2 separate regions of the Homo sapiens genome follow, and region 2 is linked to region 1. A link is an interaction called in ENCODE POLR2A ChIA-PET data of the cell type or tissue named here. Cell type or tissue: PC-9. All regions are shown on one strand. Links, peaks and the distances in the headings refer to the core of each region. The heading gives the core; the rest is flanking DNA.

Evidence for each region. ChIA-PET counts read pairs that join two places held together with the same protein. Peaks named below come from ENCODE experiments on the same cell type or tissue, not always from the same donor. Only the 100,000 strongest peaks of a DNase experiment are listed, where the experiment ranks them.
Region 2: POLR2A ChIA-PET joins it to region 1 with 6 read pairs; 5 of 35 experiments call an interaction of 5 or more read pairs at or near these places.

The regions. Positions count from the first base shown.
Region 1 is chr12:123,516,719-123,521,103 of GRCh38, forward strand. All of the region lies in intron 2 of RILPL1 (Rab interacting lysosomal protein like 1), which reads right to left. Among named protein-coding and RNA genes, the nearest start is that of RILPL1, 15 kb to the right of the region's middle. In PC-9, for the core only: no CTCF peak of the experiment used is centred there; DNase peaks (open chromatin) are centred at 2,593 and 3,043; H3K27ac peaks cover 1,817 bases.
Region 2 is chr12:123,287,014-123,291,398 of GRCh38, forward strand. It overlaps SBNO1 (strawberry notch homolog 1), which reads right to left. Exons shown (of 32, transcript NM_001167856.3): 32 at 2,096-4,385. Among named protein-coding and RNA genes, the nearest start is that of CDK2AP1, 17 kb to the left of the region's middle. In PC-9, for the core only: no CTCF peak of the experiment used is centred there; no DNase peak of the experiment used is centred there.

The sequences.
Region 1 (4,385 bases), core at 279-4,278:
TGAGGGGGGATGAGGGGTAGGCCCTAAATCCAATACCTGGTGTCCTTATAAGACAAAGGAAGTTGAGCGCTATGCCTCATGCCTGTAATCCCAGCACTTTGGGAGACTGAGGCAGGCAGATCACTTGAGCCCAGGAGCTTGAGACTAGCCTGGGCAACATGGTGAAACCCTATCTCTACAAAAAGTACAAAAATTAGCTGGGCATGGTAGCACATGCCTGTAGTCCCAGCTACTTGGGAGGCTGAGGCAGGAGGATTACCTGAGCAGGAGGTGAGGGAGGAGGAGGTTGCAGTGAGCCAAGATCGCACCACTGCACTCCAGCCTGCGGGGCAAAGTGAGACCCTGTCTCAAAACAAAAAACAAACAAAAAAATCCCATTAAACAACAAAAGATAAAGGAGAGGGAGCTGAGACACACAGACACGGAGGAGAACGTTTGGCTGCAGAGGAAGAGACTGGGATGGTGTAGCCACAGGTGAGGATGCCGACAGCCCCCAGAGGCAAGGAAGGACTCCTGCTGAGAGGCGCTGGAGGGAGCATGGCCTTGCTGATGCCCGACTATGAATCTCTGGCCTGCAGAACTATGAGAGTAAACTGTTTTTGGTCACCCAATTTGTGGTCATTTATTATGACAGCCCCAAGAAGCCAATATGGCAAACATACGGAGAAAGGCCCAGAGAGAGGGCACAGCAATTTTGTTGTTATTGTTTTTTTTTTTTTTTTTTGCGAGTCTCGCTGTGTTGCCCAGGCTGGAGCGCAGCGGTGGCAATCTCGGCTCACTGCTACCTCCGCTTTCCGGGCTCAAGCAATTCTTGTGCCTCAGCCTCCCGAGTAGCTGGGATTACAGGTGCACGCCACCACACCTGGCTACTTATTGTATTTTTTGTAGAGATGGGGCTTTGCCATGTTGCCCAGGCTGGTCTCAAACTCCTGGCCCCAAGTGATCCACCCGCCTCAGCCTCCCAAAGTGCTGGGATGACAGGCATGAGCCACCGCGCTTCTGAGAGCACCGTTGAGCTCAACGTATCCAATTCGGTAGCCACCAGCAGCCACTGAGCACTTGAAATGGGGCCTCTCCAAATGGACATATGCTGCAAACATAAAACACACATTGCCATTGTCAGCTGGTGGATAAACAAATGTAGGGCCTGCACACAATGGAATGTACTCAGCCTTAGAATGGAAGGAGATTCTGACATGGGCTACAAAATGGATAAACCTCGAAAACATGTTAGGTGAAATAAGCCAGACAAAAAAGGAAAAATACGATATGACTCCACTTATATAGGAGACGCCTCAAGTAGTTAAATCCATAGAGACAGTAAGTAGAATGGTGGGTGCCAGGGGCCAATGGCGTGGTGGGTGGGAAATTAGTGTTTAATGGGGACAGTGTTTCAGTTTTGTGAGAGAAAAGAGTTCTGGAGATGGATGGTGGTGGCGGCTGCACAAGACTGTGAATGTACTTAATGCCTCTGAACTGTACACTTAAAAATGATTAAGACAGGGCCGGGTGCGGTTGCTCACACCTGTAATCCCAGCACTTTGGGACTCCAAGGCAGGAGGATTGCTTGAGGCCGGGAGTTTCAGACCAGCCTGGGCAACATAGTGAGACCCCCGTCTCTACCAAAAAAATTTAAAACTTAGCCAGGCGTGGTGGTGCACACCTGTCATCCCAGCTACTTAGAAGACTGAGGTGGGAGAATCTTTTGAGCCTGGGAGGTTGAGGCTATGGTGAACTATAATTGCGCCACTGCACTCCAGCGTTGAAGACAGAGACCTGTCCAAAAAAAAAAAAAAAGGGAGAATGGCGGTTAAGATGGTAAATTTTATGTAAAATGTACGTTAGATTTTTTCACAATAGAATATGAATATATACACATATACACACATACATACATATGTATTCTACCACATTTCAAAGACTTAATATGAAAAAAATGCAAAATATCTCATTGATAGTCTCATTGATAATTTTTATATTGATTACATGTTACAAGGATACTTACTGTTTTGGATCTACTGGGTTCAGTAAAATATATTATAGAAAATACTTTCATCTGGCCGGGCGCGGTGGCTCATGCCTGTAATCCCAGCACTTTGGGAGGCCGAGGCAGGCGGATCATGAGGTCAGGAGATCGAGACCATACTGGCTAACACGGTGAAATCCCGTCTCCGCTAAAAATACATAAATTAGCTGAGCGTGGTGGCACGTGCCTGTGGTCCAGGCTACTCGGGAGGCTGAGGCAGGAGAATCACTTGAACCTGGGAGGTGGAGGTTGCAGTGAGCCGAGATTGCCCCACTGCACTCCAGCCTAGGCGACAGAGTGAGACTCCATCTCAAAAAAAAAAAAAAAAAAGAAAAGAAAAAAGAAATTACTTCATCTGTTTTACTTTTTTGAATGTGCCAAGTAGAAGAATGACAATGACTTCTCTTTTGTTGCAGTGTTGTTCTGTAATGCCCTTCAGAAAATGACAACGTGGTCAGTTTTCCTCTTCCCCTGGTGACTAAGCTGTTCCTTTAGAGCCCAAAGATTTTTTTCCAGACCCATGAGCAAATCTTCACACCCCATCCCCCGGCGCGATGGCTTGCATACCTGTCATTCATTTCTGCCTGTGCTAACAAGTTTCTGCGCGCTGCCCTCCAGCTGACAAACTGGATTGCCACAAACAGCCGGGAGCAAAGTGCTTTTTAATCTGGAGACTTCCGGGGGTACAGGAGCCTGCCAGGTGCCTCTGAGCACAGTGTCCAAGTTGAACTGCTGGGAAGGCCACACTGTTCCATGCGGGGCTGGCTCCTCTCAGCACCCCCTCACCCCCCACATAGGAATCGGACGACTGCACACCCCCAAGTCCTCGGTCTACCCCTGGCCTCTGCCCAGCACATTCTTAGCCGTCACTTCCCGGGCTCCACCTTCTCCCAAGGACCCTGTCTGTCCCAGGTCTGTTCCCCTAGCAGGTGGAAGACATGCCTTCTCCTTGTTGTGTTCCCATGGTTTCCCATGCAAAATAAAAATAACCACGAAAGGCATGCCTGGCATCTGCCCCGTCTCTCCACTCAGGCAGGAGGGCTGCTGCCGTGCTCCTCCTGAGCTAACCCTTTGGGAGCCGGACCCACGCTAGATGCCATTTAAGTGTGTCTCAGATTGCTCACGTGTGGGCTGATTCATGACAAGCCCAGCAGGGATCTGGAAGGCTGTGGAAGCAAAGTTCCCTGGGTGGAGGGCGCTGCGAGCATGCGTGCACTGATGCACAGGGAAGCGGCTCAGAGCCCTCAGGTCCAGGCCCTGTGGGTCCAAGGCCTCCAGGCGCCCTGCAGAAGTGTCAGAAGTTTAACATAGTTTCCCTATGGCCCAGCAATTCCACTCCTAGGTACACACCTCAAAGAACTGAAAACATAGGTCCACACAAAAGCTTGAGCACGATGTTCACAGCAGCACGATTCACAACAGCCAAAAGGTGGTGACGTCTCACAGGTCCATCCATAGATGAGTGGGCAAACGACATGCAGTATGGCCATAGAACGGAATATGATTCAGACAATTCGGACATGAAAAGGCAAGGCTGGGAGTGGTGGCTCACGCCTGTAATCCCAACACTTTGGGAGGCCAAGGTGGGCAGATCACCTTAGGTCAGAACTTCAAGGCCAGCCTGGCCAACATGGTGAAATCCCGTCTCTATTAAAAATACAAATATTAGATGGACGTGGTGGCACACACCTGTAGTCGTAGCTACTTGGGAGGCTGAGGCAGGAGGATCACTTGAACCTGGGAGGTGGAGGTTGCAGTGAGCCAAGATTGCGCCACTGCATTACAGCCTGGTCGACGGAGTGAGACTCCGTCTCAAAACAAACAAACAAACAAACAAACAAACAAAAAAGTCCTCCTTCTTGGGCTGAAGGAAATTGGGATAGGGTTCCGGGGTCCTCCAGGCCCAGGCTTACTTTGCTGCTAGAAAACTTTCTAATGTCCAAGTCACCGCGGCAGGGAGACGCAAGCCCCAGAATGTGCCTCCCTGCCCTGCCTCCAACCTGGCAAAGCCCAGAACAGGGACAGAGTGGGCACTCCATCAGAGATAAGGGAGACAAAGGGTGAGCAAAGGAATGCATGGCAGGCCTCTGTCTGGAATCGTAAGCTCTTGGGCAGTGGAACACCACGGCGGATCAATCCATGGTGCGCGTGATTTCAGTCTCCCCACCAGCCTTAACCACAGGGTCTCCAGCAGCCCTGGGTCAAAGGGTCCCAGAGAGACAGAAGCCTTCCTTCAGGGAGCTGATTTCAGCTGATCTGGGTTCACTTCTGACTCTGCCACTAACTTGCTGTGTGACCTTGAACAAATCACTCTCCCTCTCTCAGTCTAAACTTTTCTCATCTGTTCAATCAGTAGGTT
Region 2 (4,385 bases), core at 130-4,129, 230 kb before region 1:
CCCCCCAGGAGACATTTGCCAACGTCTGGAGAGATTTTGGGTTGTTAAAAATGTGGGGATGATGTGTGCTCCTGGCATCTGTGGGTGGAGGCCAGTGATGCTGTTCAACATCCGACAGTGCCCAGGATACCTCCACTGCAAAGAATGACTTGGCTCAAATGTCAACAGGGCCCAGGCCAACCCAAGGTGAAGCAAAAACAAGACTGAGGGAGAGCAAAACCCCAAGGGAAGGAAGGTCAAAGCAGCCTGGAATTCTAACAGAAAAACACAAGGGGGCTGGCGGAGGCACGATCCAAAGTTTGCTTTCATCTTTTACCCTCTAAGACTGGGTCTTACTCTGTCACCCAGATTGGAGTGCAGTGGAGCAATCATGGCTCACTGCAGCCTCCACCTCCCCAGCTCAGGCAATCCTCCTGCCCCTCAGCCTCCCAAGTAGCTGGGACTACAGGCACGTGGCACCATGCCCAGCTAATTTTATTTTTGTAGAAGCAGGGTTTTGCCATGTTGGCCAGGCTGGTCTCAAACTCCTGGCCTCAAGTGATCCACCCGCCTTGGCCTCCCAAAGTGTTGGGATTACAGGCATGAGCCACTACAAGCAGCCATTCTTTTTTTTTTTTTTTTTTTGAGATGGAGTCTGGCTGTCCTCCAGGCTGGAGTGCAGTGGCGCGATCTTGGCTCACTGCAAGCTCTGCCTCCCGGGTTCACGTCATTCTCCTGCCTCAGCCTCCCAAGTAGCTGGGACTACAGGCTTCCACCACCACGCCCAGCTAATTTTTTGTATTTTTAGTAGAGACGGGGTTTCACTGTATTAGACAGGATGGTCTCGATCTCCTGACCTCATGATCTGCCCGCCTCGGCCTCCCAAAGTGCTGGAATTAAATGCCTAAACCACCATGCCCGGCCTTCGGCCATTATTTCTTACTCAAATTAATACTCAGCAGGGTGCTCACACATGTAATCCCAGCACTTTGGGTGGCCAAGGTAGGTGGATCACTTGAGGCCAAGAGTTCGAGATCAGCCTGGCCAACATGGCGAAACCCAACCTCTAATAAAAACACAAAAATTAGCTGGGCATGGTGGCGGGCGCCTGTAATCCCAGATACTTGGGAGGCGGAGGCAGGAGAATCCCTTGAACTCGGGAGACAGGTTGCAGTGAGCCGAGATAACGCCACTGCACTCCAGCCTGGGCGACGGAGTGAGACTCTGTCTCAAAAAAACAAAACAAAACAAAACAAAAAAAAAAACAAAAAACATATAAATACCCAATTTATTTTTTATTTTTTGAGACAGAGTTTTGCTATTGTTGCCCAGGCCGGAGTACAATGGCACGAACTCGGCTCACTGCCACCTCTGCCTCCCAGGTTCAAGTGATTCTCCTGCCTCAGCCTCCGAAGTAGCTAGGATTACAGGTGTCCGCCAGCTCGCCAGCTTTTTGTATTTTTAGTAGAGACGAGGGTTCACCACGATGACCAGGCTGGTCTTGAACTCCTGACCTCAGGTGATCCGCCCGCCTCGACCTCCCAAAGTGCTGGGATTACAGGTGTAAGCCACCGTGCCTGGCCAATGCACAATTTATTAAGGTTATACATTTAAAAACCTGTTTCTTTCAATTTTCAAACTCAAAAATACTGAATCAAATTTTAGTTAAAACACTTCCTTTTGACTTGTTCCTCAATTAATGCTCAATTATCTCATATATTCAGGAGGTTAAATCCCCCCTAAACATTAATGCTATTTACAAATTTGATCGAATACCCTTACGCATTTCAAGCTAAAATTTGAACATCCTTCTCCCAAGTATTTGAAATAATCACAGAGAAACTCCCAGACAAGCCATGCACTAAACGCTGCTCAGATTCCCACTCGCATCCCAGCCCTTTCTCCCTCCCACCGCCTTCCGCAGCAGTCCAAGACAGCAGCCCACTCCGGGCCCACACACTGCACCTGGGCTGGGCACCGCCCCACCCTGGCTGGCTCCCTGACTCAGTGCCTGTGCCATCTGCAAAGGCACGGTGACAGCACTTACATTTTATAAAGACACTATGAAGATGTTCATGAGATCTGCGAAGACAGCGCGCAAAGAAAGCACAACCCGTGACTCGTATTTAATTTATTTAGAATCTTACAAAAACAAAAAACAAAACAAAAACCACCACAACAGAAAAAAAAACTAAATACAGAATTTGTTACGCTTCACGGTTGATCGTTTTTACTTGCAAGAGTAAATAAACCTTGCTAAAATGCAGCCAGTACATTTTTATTGCATGAGACCAAATTTTTCAGTTACATATCAAAAATGATTGGGATAATCAATTCCGGACGCTTGGTACCGTGCTCCCACGAAAGGCTGGATGCAGCAATGCAGTATCATTGGAACAGGGCGCACCCTTCACACACTGATGGACACGCTACAACAGGAGCGATAACAAAAGGGAGATTTAAAAAAGAGAACCAAATGAAAACACACCAAGAGCTGACATCCACCTTTGTTTCAAGTTGTCTTTGGATCCCATCAGATGTTGTCTCCAGATGCACCATGTCAGATTAGTAAAGGAGAACCATCTACACCTACATAGAAAAGTATCCTTTGCTCAGAGGAGGTAGAACCTGGCCAAAGTTTTATTGCAGAGATACAGTGTACCTCTTCCCACCTCTCATGGATGATGGAAGATACAAGTGGTTATTGAAAAATCATATCAGTAGTTTGCAAATTCAGTATAAACCATGAACAGGATATTTTTCTGATAGCGGTGAGACTGCAATGTGCTATGTAGAAAAAAAGCTCTCTCTGCCCCATAAAGTGGGAGTCAGAAAGAGGGCTCAAGCTTCTTTATCCTCTTCAGTGCCATAAATACTGTCACAGCAAAAAGGCCTTCAGTGTCTGCTGGCCAGAAACATCTGCCCAGGCACAAATGGGCCACAAGGGCAGGGTACTGGTTAGGGGCCCGCAGTGGAAAAGCCAGACAGGTTCTCACCAGGGGCCTGCAGAGTGGCCTTCACTCTGGAGGACGCCTGAATTACAAGTATCAAAAAGAACCCGCCTTTTTGGGCTTCTTCTTTTCCTTGCTTAGCCCTGCACTAAGGGGCAGTCTTGCTGGACGGTGCCCTGCCACGTTGCGGCAGCCCAGATGGCCGCACTGCCAACCACAGCACGGCTTCCCCATGGGCGCCAGAGGGAGACTGAGCAAGGAGGGTCTGCGTGGAGGATGCACACTGGAGGCAATCTGTGACAGGCCCCAATTCACGACAAATTTAGTTCCCAAGACTGATCCAAATACAGAATGCTTTTACATTTTTCACCAAGTCTACCAAGTTGAATAGTAATGAATGAAACTTGTACATGAATGAAAAGGCCCCAAAGACGCTCACGGCAATCCTTGAAAGTTATAAAGGAACATTTTCTTACAGGTGCAAAATTGTGAACAAATACCCAATGTCTGCCTCCCGGGTGCTCAACACCATCATTTTGATGAACCATCCGGGTCTTCCCAACTCGAATTATTAAAAACGCCTCGATCCCGCTCTGCTTCTAGGCTTACGGCTGATGTAGACAAGATCCACTCACCGATACAAGGGTGGAGAGCACAGCCGTTCAGGGTACCCCAGGGACCAGTGCTGCAATGGGAATCTGCTTGTCTCACCCTCCAGCAGAGTCAGCCTAGGAGGCTCCAGAGCAGTTGCTTGGCTCTCTTTTGGAGGACAATTGTTCCTTAATGTACATTCTCTCTCTTTTTTTTTTTTCGAGACGGAGTCTCGGTCTGTTGCCCAGGCTGGAGTGCAGTGGCGCGATCTGGGCTCACTGCAAGCTCTGCCTCCCAGGTTCATGCCATTCTCCTGCCTCAGCCTCCTGAGTAGCTGGGACTACAGGCACCCGCCACCACGCCTGGCTAAGTTTTTTTTTTTTTTGTATTTTTAGTAGAGACGGGGTTTCACCGTGTTAGCCAGGAGATGGTCTCAATCTCCTGACCTCATGATCCGCCCGCCTCGGCCTCCCAAAGTGCTGGGATTACAGGCGTGAGCCACCGCACCCGGCCAATGTACATTCTCTAAAGTCACCTGTCAATAACACACTAGGCCTGCCTCCTGCCTGCTATAAATATCCTCAACAGGTTATAAACAGCAGCAGGCTACCTGTGTTCATTGCAAGTAAATTACTCATCATTTGTAGGTTAAAAGCATAGGCCCGACTTCTTAAATAAACATAGGGAATTTGCTGCAGCAGCAGGCCAGAAACCACTGTTTCAAATCTGCAAGATTTTCCTATCAGGTGGGAAGACAGAGATAAGAAATATGGTAAGGCCTGAAAAATTGCAAAAGTAGAAGCAAGTCAGGTTTGCTGATCTAAGAGCTAAGTTTGATCCCAAATGCACTGAAGAAGTTAGAGG